Regions from separate parts of the Homo sapiens genome. Here regions 1, 3 and 4 are each linked to region 2. Evidence: read pairs that join two places in POLR2A ChIA-PET (ENCODE). Cell type or tissue: GM12878. All regions are shown on one strand.

Region 1 (2,500 bases), 270 kb after region 2:
TACCTTTTCAGCTGACTCTATCCATTTTCCCTGGGGACCATCCCCTTACGGGCACGACAGTGTCAAAACTGAGCAGCCTGCAGAGGCCCAGCCCCATAAGGGCATGGTAGCAAAGTTCCATTTGTGCCCATGATGGGTGCTGAACAGTTGCAGGCCTCCAGTGGCTGTCAACTCAGGTGACATGTGATGTCATCAAGGGAATTTAATGGAAATAGATTGGAAAGAAATTCCTTCCCACAATATTTGCAATCAATATAGGTTTGGTCTTTTTTGCTTTGTTTTTAATTCTGAGGTGCAAAATCCTCACCAAGAGTTATTCTTCTCGCATCATTTAACTTAGAATCCTACCGGGCTACTCACCCTGAAGCTTGCAGGATACATGGCACTTTTACAACCCACCGGAAATTAAGTGCTAGTTGATTGACAGCATTACAGCTCTCTTAGAAGAGTCTATACCACCCCTCCCCCAGCTCTCTAATTTGATCAGCTCCTAGAGTGTGCTTAGCTGGAGATGGACAGCCCCTGGCAGTCCCAGAGCCTGAAGAAAGTAGGCCTGGTAACCTGGTTTGGATTGCTGTGGTTAAGACCTTGTCCTGGACACTAAGTGCTGGCTGGGCAGGCTTTCAGAACAAAAGGCAAAGTGCCTCTTGTGGAGACTTGTAAGACCCTCCTGGGGAAAGCATGATTTGAAGGCCCATGGCACCCACTGAGTCTCCTAGGTCTTCTCTAGGACCAGCCCTGTCCTTGCTGGGGAAGTTTCCTTGGTGCCTTTTCGTGTTGGGGGTAAAGCCTGAAAAACACTGTGTACAGGCAGTCTCATTAGCCTACTGAAAAGCAATAATACTCCACTGTTTGTGGAAGAATCCTTTGCAATTAAAGCAAGCAGAGGAAAAATTATTAGGGAGCTAAGTTATTAGATCTGTTCCATGGAACACTTTTTTTTTTTTTTTTAAACCAAGCTCATTTTCCTGAGAAAAAATTTAATGCAATCTCTCCCTCTTTTAAAGCCACCTGATGCCACCATGTTCTGCCTGTAGCAGCAAGCAGATGCCCAAAACAGGAGGACATCACGGTGATAGGCCACAGAGAACATGGCTGGGGCGTGTGCCAGGCAGGACAATGCAGGGAAGCCAAAAACAGTGGGAGAAAACACAATAAAGTGAGACCCGCCCAGAATGGTAAACACAGCAGCAGAGCTACCACACACTTCCCTTCTGGGAGCGGTGGGGAAAGCAGCCAGGGAGGTCGGGAGATGGACGGAAACTGCTGGGGATGTGAGAAGCCTGGGGCACTAACTGGAGTTGTTATTGACTTGGTAAGTCTAAGAGCTACCATTTACTGGGTGCTTGCTATGTGCCAAGGTTGGGGTCTACTGGAGAAGAGGATTGATAAGATTTGGCAAAATCCTACTCCATCCAGTCTGCTCAGTTGCTGCAACTACTAGTAATAACAGTAACTGCTGCAGTTTAATGAGTGCTTACTGTGTCCTAGGCATTCATATGAATAAACTCAATCCTCACAAAGTAGATATCATTCCCATTTTATAGATAAACTGAGGCTCAGTGAAGTGAAGAATCTTGTGGCAGATACATAAGCCACTAATTAAATACTGCTGATAATTAGCATCACAAGAACTTTCAATTCACTGGGTTAACAAGGTCCTCATTGCACAATGGTGGAAAAAGGAAAGTGATTTTTATGATTAGGGAACAGTTGTTATGAGCTTTTTAAACAAACACACTGTTGATATTCAACTGTTACCTGTGTTATTCATATTACTAAATCATTTATTTTGACTAAATAAATGGAATTGCTTTAGAGAGACATTTAATGTAACCCATTCTTTAAATTCACAGAGATTTTTGTAATGCTCTCAATATTTCTTTTTAGTGGGTGTGGGAGAGCTGGGGACAGGAAGGAAGGTGGGGTGTTAAAAGGCAAACATAGAAAAGATTCTTCATAAAAAAAAGAAAACACATCTAGAAATGATTGCTCCATAAACAAAACATGAGTGCACACAGCAATTTCATGTTCTTGTTCCACCCACTCGGTTGTTCTTAATGATTCAAGAACAGAACTGCCTGGGCAGATTTACAGGCTCTGCATTCCTGACATCTGTGCCGAAACAAGGCTATGTGTGTTACAGAGTGCTTGCTTCTTCCCAGGGGGAGAAAACACAAACACCTTGATTTGATTTTTACCTTTGCCATGGTTTAAATTAAAATAGATGTGGTTATTCTCCAATATGCATCTGTGGGCTGTTAGGGTATAGGAGTGGTGCCAGGGAAGAGGACACGGTAGCCTTGCAGTTTGGGGGTGGAAGAGATGTGAGGATCATACAATGAAACGCCAGCAATCCTGTCTGCATTGGGCTCTCCCTGCTGTCAGAAAGCTGAGCTTCAGCATAAGTCTTTTGCTGGAAACCCCTGGGTTGTTTGGAATTGCTTTTCAGCAAATTTCTCCCCTGGCTCAGAGTGCCAATCGGTGGTCAGTGGAGGGC
Region 2 (2,500 bases):
AGCATTAATTTCATAAAGTCAAAAATATTCATCTACTATCAACTAAATCCATGTACCATTCTCTATAATGCCATTCATTACCAACTGAAAAACAGACACAGTTTTTGCTCTTATCTCAGATAACCAGAAAAATCAAATTTACCCGAATGCATTCTAGTCACTATACTTTTACTATAATACTGCTATTAATATAATGGTGGAATAATACTTTTGTACAAAAAGAAATAAATTCCAAGGAAAGAGCTTCATGTGAAATAAAGGGAGAAAAAAACAAAACAACTATGATTGTGAATTACCTCCTTATCAAGATATGACAATACTGATTCTGTCTCATTCAGAAGGGCAACACTGCACTTTCCCCTGTTGAAAAAGAAAAAAAGAATAAATGTAACAAAGGCCACCTCACCTTCTCAGTGATGAGAAATACAAAGTTAAGAATGTGAGACTGGTATTAAGAAACTACATGGCAGTTAGGAATATATATTTTTTCAAACCATTTAGACCCACTTTACAATCCTAATGTCAGGTAACTTATAAAATAAGGCTGTCTTTATAGGCATTTCTTGAGAGGCTAGCCTGTTGGAGTAATTGTGTTAGGCAATAAATCCTAATATGCAATACTTTATAGGTAGTTTCTACTTATTCAAGAAAAAAAAAGAGTACAATGAGAACTTCAGACTAAGAGTCAGTTTCTGAACCTATAAATAGATATTATGAGGTAATTTTATAAAAGGGATGTTCAGACAAAGACACCACCACACAAACCAATGGCTAAATAATATTCAGATTTTTATGAGCAGCCACTAACTACATTTAAGAACCTAAAAATAATACACATTCATATCAGGATATAACTAATTCATCTATATTGAAATTACTCTAAAAACTAGTTAAAATTTAAACACAAGGAGCCTTCTATAGAGCAAGGGGCAAAATAAACATCGACAGATCCACGGACCTTGAGGTCTGACAGCACTTACATTTGATCTGAGCTTGGAAACTAACGTCTGTTTTTATAAGGCTTGTCTAGACTCTGAGAAAAACTGAGGTTATGTAGGTAGAGGCATTTATTACGAGCACTTTCAAAATGACCCTAACTAGCCTAAAAAAATCCGTATAACTAATAGAAATCTGACAGGAGCATTTTGAAGATTATTCAAGTTACAAATACTGGTCAGGGCTCACACAATGTTTCTTTAAAATGTCGTAAGATCATTTGATTTTCTAAACAAAAATTAAGACATCTCCAAAAGCCAACATGCAAAAACAAATATATCACATATATATTAAATAAGAAGCTAGAAATTCGTGGGGTATGGTAGCACATGCCTGTAATCCCAGCTACTCAGGGGGCTGAGGCAGGAGAATCGCTTGAACCCCAGAGGCAGAGGTTGCAGTGAGCCGAGATCGTGCCACTGCACTCCAGCCCGGGCGACAGAGCAAGACTCCGCCTCAAAAAAAAAAAAAAAGAAAGAAAGAAAGCAAGCTAGAAAAGCTTGCTGTTGGATCACCAGAGTGAAATACAATTCAAAGAAAAAAATTACCAAGAGCAAAATAAAATACTAAAAGTGCTAACACATTGGTCAAAACAGCTTGCTAAACATTTTGCAACTATATACTCTTTAAATTAAAAAAAAAAAAAACCCCTTATAAAAATGTCTTTTTCTGGTGATCACTGTAGGTTAGAAAGCTTTCTTTGAGAGCATGTGGTATTTCCACACTATCCTGTCAAATCTCTAACGTGGTTACTGGAAGTGTTTATAAAGGTTTTCTTTTTTTCTAACATATTTTATTCAAGTAGATTAGTGAAGCAAAAAAAAAAAAAAATTAACATCACTTTAGCACACATAACAACACTGAAAAGACAACAATTGTGCCCAGCTCACACCTGTAATCTCAGCACTTTGGGAGGCCGAGGTAGAAGAATCGCTTGAGCCCAGGAGTTTGAGACCAGGCTACACAGCAAGATCTCAACTCTACTGAAAATTAAAAAAAATAAAATAAGCAGGGCATAGTCCCAGCTACTCGCGGTTGGGGGACTGCTTGAGCCCAGGAGGTCTAGGGTGCACTGAGCTGTATTTGCACCACTGAACTCCAGCCTGGGCAAAAGAGCAAGACCCTGTCTCAAAAAAAAAAAAGAAAAGGTAACAATTATCTGACATGTTCTCATAACGGACAGAATTGCAACTAGGGAAATTGCTCTGCTGCCGTTAGCACATCGACAGCTGCCACAGAATATCTATGACCTGTGAATATGTGCTCACACATGCAATATGCTTAATAAATGAGGTTTCTAAAAATAGTTTTCACTTACTTTTTCCCCTCATTAACAGCTGACAAAGCAATATTTCTAACATTTGATACTCAATCACCTAGAAAAAAAAATCCCCCTTTTTAAAAAAATAAGTTCTCTAAAGTCAGATTTGCTTGTTTTAATGGGGAGGAGTAAAACCTGCTAAATTTTATTTTAATAGGTACTTTTTTTTAAGGCTAGTCAACT
Region 3 (2,500 bases), 66 kb after region 2:
CTTTGGGAGGCCGAGGCAGGCGGATCACAAGGTCAGGAGATCGAGACCATCCTGGCTAACACGGTGAAACCCCATCTCTACTAATAAATAATAAATAAATAAATAAATAAATAAATAGCCAGGCGTAGTGGCAGGCTCCTGTAGTCCCAGCTACTCGGGAGGCTGAGGCAGGAGAATGGTGTGAACCCAGGAGGCGGAGCTTGCAGTGAGCTGAGATTGCGCCACTGCACTCTAGCCTGGTCGACGGAGCGAGACTCCATCTCAAAAAAGAAAGAAAGAAAGAAAGAAAATGCTGGGGCAGTGGCTCACGCCTGTAATCTCAGCACTTTGGGAGGCCAAGGCGGGTGGATCACCTGAGGTCAGGAGTTTGAGACCAGCCTGGCCAACATGGTGAAACCCTGTCTCTACTAAAAATACAAAAATTAGCCAGGCATGGTGTTGGGCGCCTGTAATCCCAGCTATTCGGGAGGCTGAGGCAGAAGAATTGCTTGAACCCAGGAGACAGAGGTTGCAGTGACCGGAGATCATGCCATTGTACTCCAGCCTGGGCAACAGAGCAAGAATCCATAGCAACAACAACAAAAAATTAGCCAGGTATGGTGGTACATGCCTGTAGTCTCAGCTACTTGGAAAGCTGAGGCAGGAGGACTGCTTTGAGTCCAGGAGTTCAAGGTTACAGTGAGCTATCATCATACCAATGAACTCCAGCCTGGGTGACAGAGTGAGACCCTGTCTCCCTGTCTCTGGAATAAAATAAAAATAATGCAAATTCCCTGGGATATTCCCAAAACAAACCAAGGTCTCAAGGCTCTTCAAACTAAGAATGTCCTAGGTCAGGCTTGCCTTCTCAAGACAAAACTGAACAAGTTACCAGATGGCATTTTGAGGGAAAGGTATTAGCTAGACAGACTCAAAGATTTTAACACTATGAAGTCTCATAAACCACACAACCCTCAGAGAAGTCTGGAGGAAAACAAAGCATCATTAGAAAATCGGAGGAAAACAAAACATCATTAGAAAATCCATGGTCCATGCAGCTTGACTGCTTTCTGGTACCTCCATTATAAATCCTGGCCAGGCGCAGTGGCCCACACCTGTAATCCCAGCACTTTGGGAGGCTGGGGCGGGTGGATCACCTGAGGTCAGGAGTTCAAGGCCAGCCCAACCAACATGGTGAAACTCTGTCTCTAATAAACACACAAAAAACAGCCAGGCATGGTGGCGCATGCCTGTAATCCCAGCTACTTGGGAGGATGAGACAGTAGAATCGCTTGAACCTGGGAGGAAGAGGTTGCAGTGAGCCAAGATTGCGCCATTGCACTCCAGTCTGGGCAACAAGAGTGAAAACTTCATCTCAAAAAACAAAAAACAAAACAAAACAAAAGTTTCTTCTCCTGCAATCATAAGGCTTCTTTTGTCCTAATAAACGACCATCTCGGACAAATCTTAATGTGAAAATTTTAATTGGGCCAAAGGTACAAAGCTACTTTATATTTATTACACCAAAACCATAATTTTTTTTTTTAATTTCGAGACAGTCTGTGTTACCCAGGCTGGAGTGCAGTGATGCAATCACAGCTCACGGCAGCCTTGACCTCCTGGGCCCAAGCAATCTTCCTCAGCCTCCCAAGTAACTGGGACTACAGGCATGTGCCATCATGCCCGGCTATTTTTTTTTGGTAGAGGCAGGGTTTCCCTATGTTACCCAGGCTAGTCTGGAACTCCTGGACTCAAAGGATCCTGAGGCCTCAGCTTCCCAAAATGTTAGGATTACAGGTGTGAGCTACCACAGACAATTTAGCCTAGTCCAGAATTTTTTTTTTGAGACAGTCTCACTCTGTCACCCAGGCTGGAGGGCAGTGGCGCGATCTCGGCTCACTGCAAGCTCCACCCCCCAGGTTCACCCCATTCTCCTGCCCCAGCCTCCCAAGTAGCTGAGACTACAGGTGCACACCACCATGCCCGGCTAATTTTTTTTGTATTTTTAGTAGAGACGGGGTTTCACTATGTTAGCCAGGATGGTCTCGATCTCCTGACCCCGTGATCCGCCTGCCTTGGCCTCCCAAAGTGCTAGGATTACAGGCGTGAGCCACCGTGCCCAGCCAGCCTAGTCCAGAATTTTACAAATTCCCTTCAATTTTTTTTTTTTTTTGAGACGGAGTTTCACTCTTGTTGCCCAGGCTGGAGTGCAATGGCGTGATCTTGGCTCACTGCCACCTATGCCTCCCAGGTTCAAGCAATTCTCCTGCCTCAGCCTCCCAAGTGGCTGGGATTACAGGCATGCACCAACACACTCAGCTAATTTTGTATTTTTAGTAGAGATGGGGTTTCTCCATGTTGGTCAGGCTGGTCTCAAACTCCCAACCTCAGGTGATCCGCCCGCCTCGACCTCCCAAAGTGCTGGGATTACAGGCGTGAGCCACCGCACCCGCCCAGCCAATTCCTTTCAATATTATGTTCCCTAGCTTCCTCCTTCTAAACCTGGAAGAGGAAAATATTA
Region 4 (2,500 bases), 140 kb before region 2:
CAGAAGCGATAAAACCACACTCTTCCTTAAAAACTCAAGAGTAAGAGTAACCTCAGTTACAATAACTATTTTAGTAAAAAAAAAAAAAAAAAAAGGATAACACAATATAAAAGTAAGCAGTTTAACAGCTGAGACCATTTATCTTTTTACATTCTTGGGGTTCCACAAGGAAAAACAGATTTCTCCCCCAAAAGGAGTCTAGTGCCTTCTTCATTTTCTTTAAGAAACCCCAGGCTACTATAAACTATTTTAGGTCCCTCATGCAGCAGAGGGTGCAGGAGAAAGGAGAGACAGCAGAAGTAAATGAAGAAAACAGAATTCAGTCAACTGAGAAGAAAAAAACTTTTGCTCAAAAAAAAAAGACAAGGTCCTAGGAGAAAAACAAAAACAAAAACATGAAAGTTAAATACACACACACACACACACCCCTTGGATGTTAGCTTTTAATTAAGCTGACTTTTAACCATTGAGCTCCTTTAAAAAAATCTTTTTAAATCTCATTACCGTATTTCAGCTGGAAAAAAATGCTGCTGTTTCAGAAGTACAGCCATTGCTCTTTCAGTTTTGCCTGGCTAGCAAAAGTGGCCTTGTTTATGTAAATCAAGCCCCTTAGCAGTCAAAATACAAAATCTTTCATCTTTCTTTTCTCCTTTTACTGGCCTTTTTTCTCCCCCCACCAGACAACCTTTTTTTTTTTTTTTTTTTTTTTCCATGACAGTCTTACTCTGTCACCCAGGCTGAAGTGTAGTGGTGCAATCTCGGCTCACTGCAACCTCTGCCTCCTGGGTTCAAGCAATTCTCCTGCCTCAGCCTCCTGAATAGCTGGAATTACAGGTGCGCGCCACTGCGCCCAGCTAATTTTTGTATTTTTAGTAGAGACGGGGTTTCACCACGTTGGTCAGGCTAGTCTGGAACTCCTGACTTCATGATCTGCCCACCTCGGCCTCCCAAAGTGCTGGGATTACAGGTGTGAGCCACTGTGCCCGGCCCTTTTCGTGTGTGTGTGTGTTGGTGGGGAGGGACGGGAAATTTAGCCACTCTAGAGGCCTTGTTTCCCATAATTTGGAACTTCTTTAGGATTTTATCAAGTCAGGTAGAGCTGATCAAACCCAATGGGAAAAAGAATGAAACAACAACAAAACAGAAACAAACAGCAACAACAACAACAAACAGTGAAGCAAAACAAACAATCGCGCAGCTTCTATGATCACTGAGCGCTCTAATGGGAAGGAGAAATTAAGAGCACCTGATTGTTAACTTTAGCCAAAACAAACCCCCAGTTCAGCTACTTACCTAGGGATGGGTCTCAGGCTCAAGACAACTCTCTACCATCCTAGAAGCAGGAAAAAAACCTCCTTTTCCCTATTGGATGCAAGCTCAAATTCCATAAAGGAGTTACCTGCCTTCCATTGTCATGGAAGCAGGAAAACTTGCCTTCCTTGTTGGAAACAAGTAAAACTCCAAAAAAAAGGGAGTTGTACAGCAAAATAAACTTTAGATCTCAACCAAATTTGGGGAGATCAGGGATTCTCTAGAGGGGGTGCTCCCACACCTCAGCAAATTGTCCTATTGGTTTGAGCCATAAAGTTAGCTCACGCGGGTACCAAGCACCCTTAGGAGATTTGTCTAAGGTCAGGGGCACCTCCACTCAGAATGCCTCTGTGGTTATCAAAATGTCAACTCCAAAAATTTGAGACAGGTCTCAGTTAATTTAGCAAGTTTATTTTGCCAAGGTTGAGGATGCACGCTCGTGACACAGCCTCAGGAGGTCCTGTTGACGTGTGCCCAAGAGAGTCAGAGCACAGCTTGGTTTTATACATTTTAGGGGGACAAGAGACATCAATTAACATATGTAAGATGAACATTGGTTCAGTCTGGAAAGGCAGGACAACTCAAAGCAAAAGCAGGATGACTCAAAGCAGGGAGGGGGCTTCTAGGTCATAGGTAGAAAAGAGACAAATGGTTGCATTCTTTTGAGTTTCCGATTAGTCTCTCCAGAGGAGGCAATCAGATATGCATTTATCTCAGTGAGCAGAGGGGCACTTTGAATACAATGGGGGGCAGGTAGCCGGGCGCAGTGGCACACGCTTGTAATCCCAGCACTTCGGGAGGCCGAGGCGGGTGGATCACGAGGTCAGGAGATCGAGAGAGACCATCCTGGCTAACATGGTGAAACCCCATTTCTACTAAAAATACAAAAAATTAGTCGGGCGTGGTGGCGGGCGCCTGTATTCCCAGCTACTTGGGAGGCTGGGGCAGGAGAATGGCATGAACCCAGGAGACAGAGCTTGCAGTGAGCCAAGATCGCGCCAGTGCGCTCCAGCCTGGGTGACAGAGTGAGACTCCGTCTCAAAAAAAAAAAAAAAAAAAAATAGGGGGTAGGTTTGCCCTAAGCAGTTCTCAGCTTGACATTTCCCTTAATTTAGTGATTTCGGGGCCCAAGATATTTTCCTTTCACAAGGTCTTCTGGGAGGGGTGAGATGTGGAAAGCGGGCCAGAG

Evidence for each region. ChIA-PET counts read pairs that join two places held together with the same protein. Peaks named below come from ENCODE experiments on the same cell type or tissue, not always from the same donor. Only the 100,000 strongest peaks of a DNase experiment are listed, where the experiment ranks them.
Region 1: POLR2A ChIA-PET joins it to region 2 with 6 read pairs; 2 of 35 experiments call an interaction of 5 or more read pairs at or near these places.
Region 3: POLR2A ChIA-PET joins it to region 2 with 5 read pairs; 8 of 35 experiments call an interaction of 5 or more read pairs at or near these places.
Region 4: POLR2A ChIA-PET joins it to region 2 with 5 read pairs; 2 of 35 experiments call an interaction of 5 or more read pairs at or near these places.

What each region holds. Positions count from the first base shown.
Region 1 is chr2:42,367,683-42,370,182 of GRCh38, reverse strand. It overlaps a transcript of COX7A2L not described here. Among named protein-coding and RNA genes, the nearest start is that of COX7A2L, 7.7 kb to the right of the region's middle. RefSeq lists an enhancer at 1-252. In GM12878, no CTCF peak of the experiment used is centred here; no DNase peak of the experiment used is centred here.
Region 2 is chr2:42,638,033-42,640,532 of GRCh38, reverse strand. MTA3 (metastasis associated 1 family member 3) reads right to left here. Exons shown (of 17, transcript NM_001330442.2): 5 at 297-360. Among named protein-coding and RNA genes, the nearest start is that of MTA3, 71 kb to the right of the region's middle. In GM12878, no CTCF peak of the experiment used is centred here; no DNase peak of the experiment used is centred here; H3K4me3 peaks cover 684 bases; H3K27ac peaks cover 918 bases.
Region 3 is chr2:42,571,600-42,574,099 of GRCh38, reverse strand. The region is part of intron 2 of MTA3 (metastasis associated 1 family member 3); the gene reads right to left. Among named protein-coding and RNA genes, the nearest start is that of MTA3, 4.2 kb to the right of the region's middle. RefSeq lists an enhancer at 1,890-2,416. In GM12878, no CTCF peak of the experiment used is centred here; no DNase peak of the experiment used is centred here.
Region 4 is chr2:42,773,456-42,775,955 of GRCh38, reverse strand. The region is part of intron 4 of HAAO (3-hydroxyanthranilate 3,4-dioxygenase); the gene reads left to right. Among named protein-coding and RNA genes, the nearest start is that of OXER1, 11 kb to the right of the region's middle. In GM12878, no CTCF peak of the experiment used is centred here; no DNase peak of the experiment used is centred here; H3K4me3 peaks cover 480 bases; H3K27ac peaks cover 937 bases.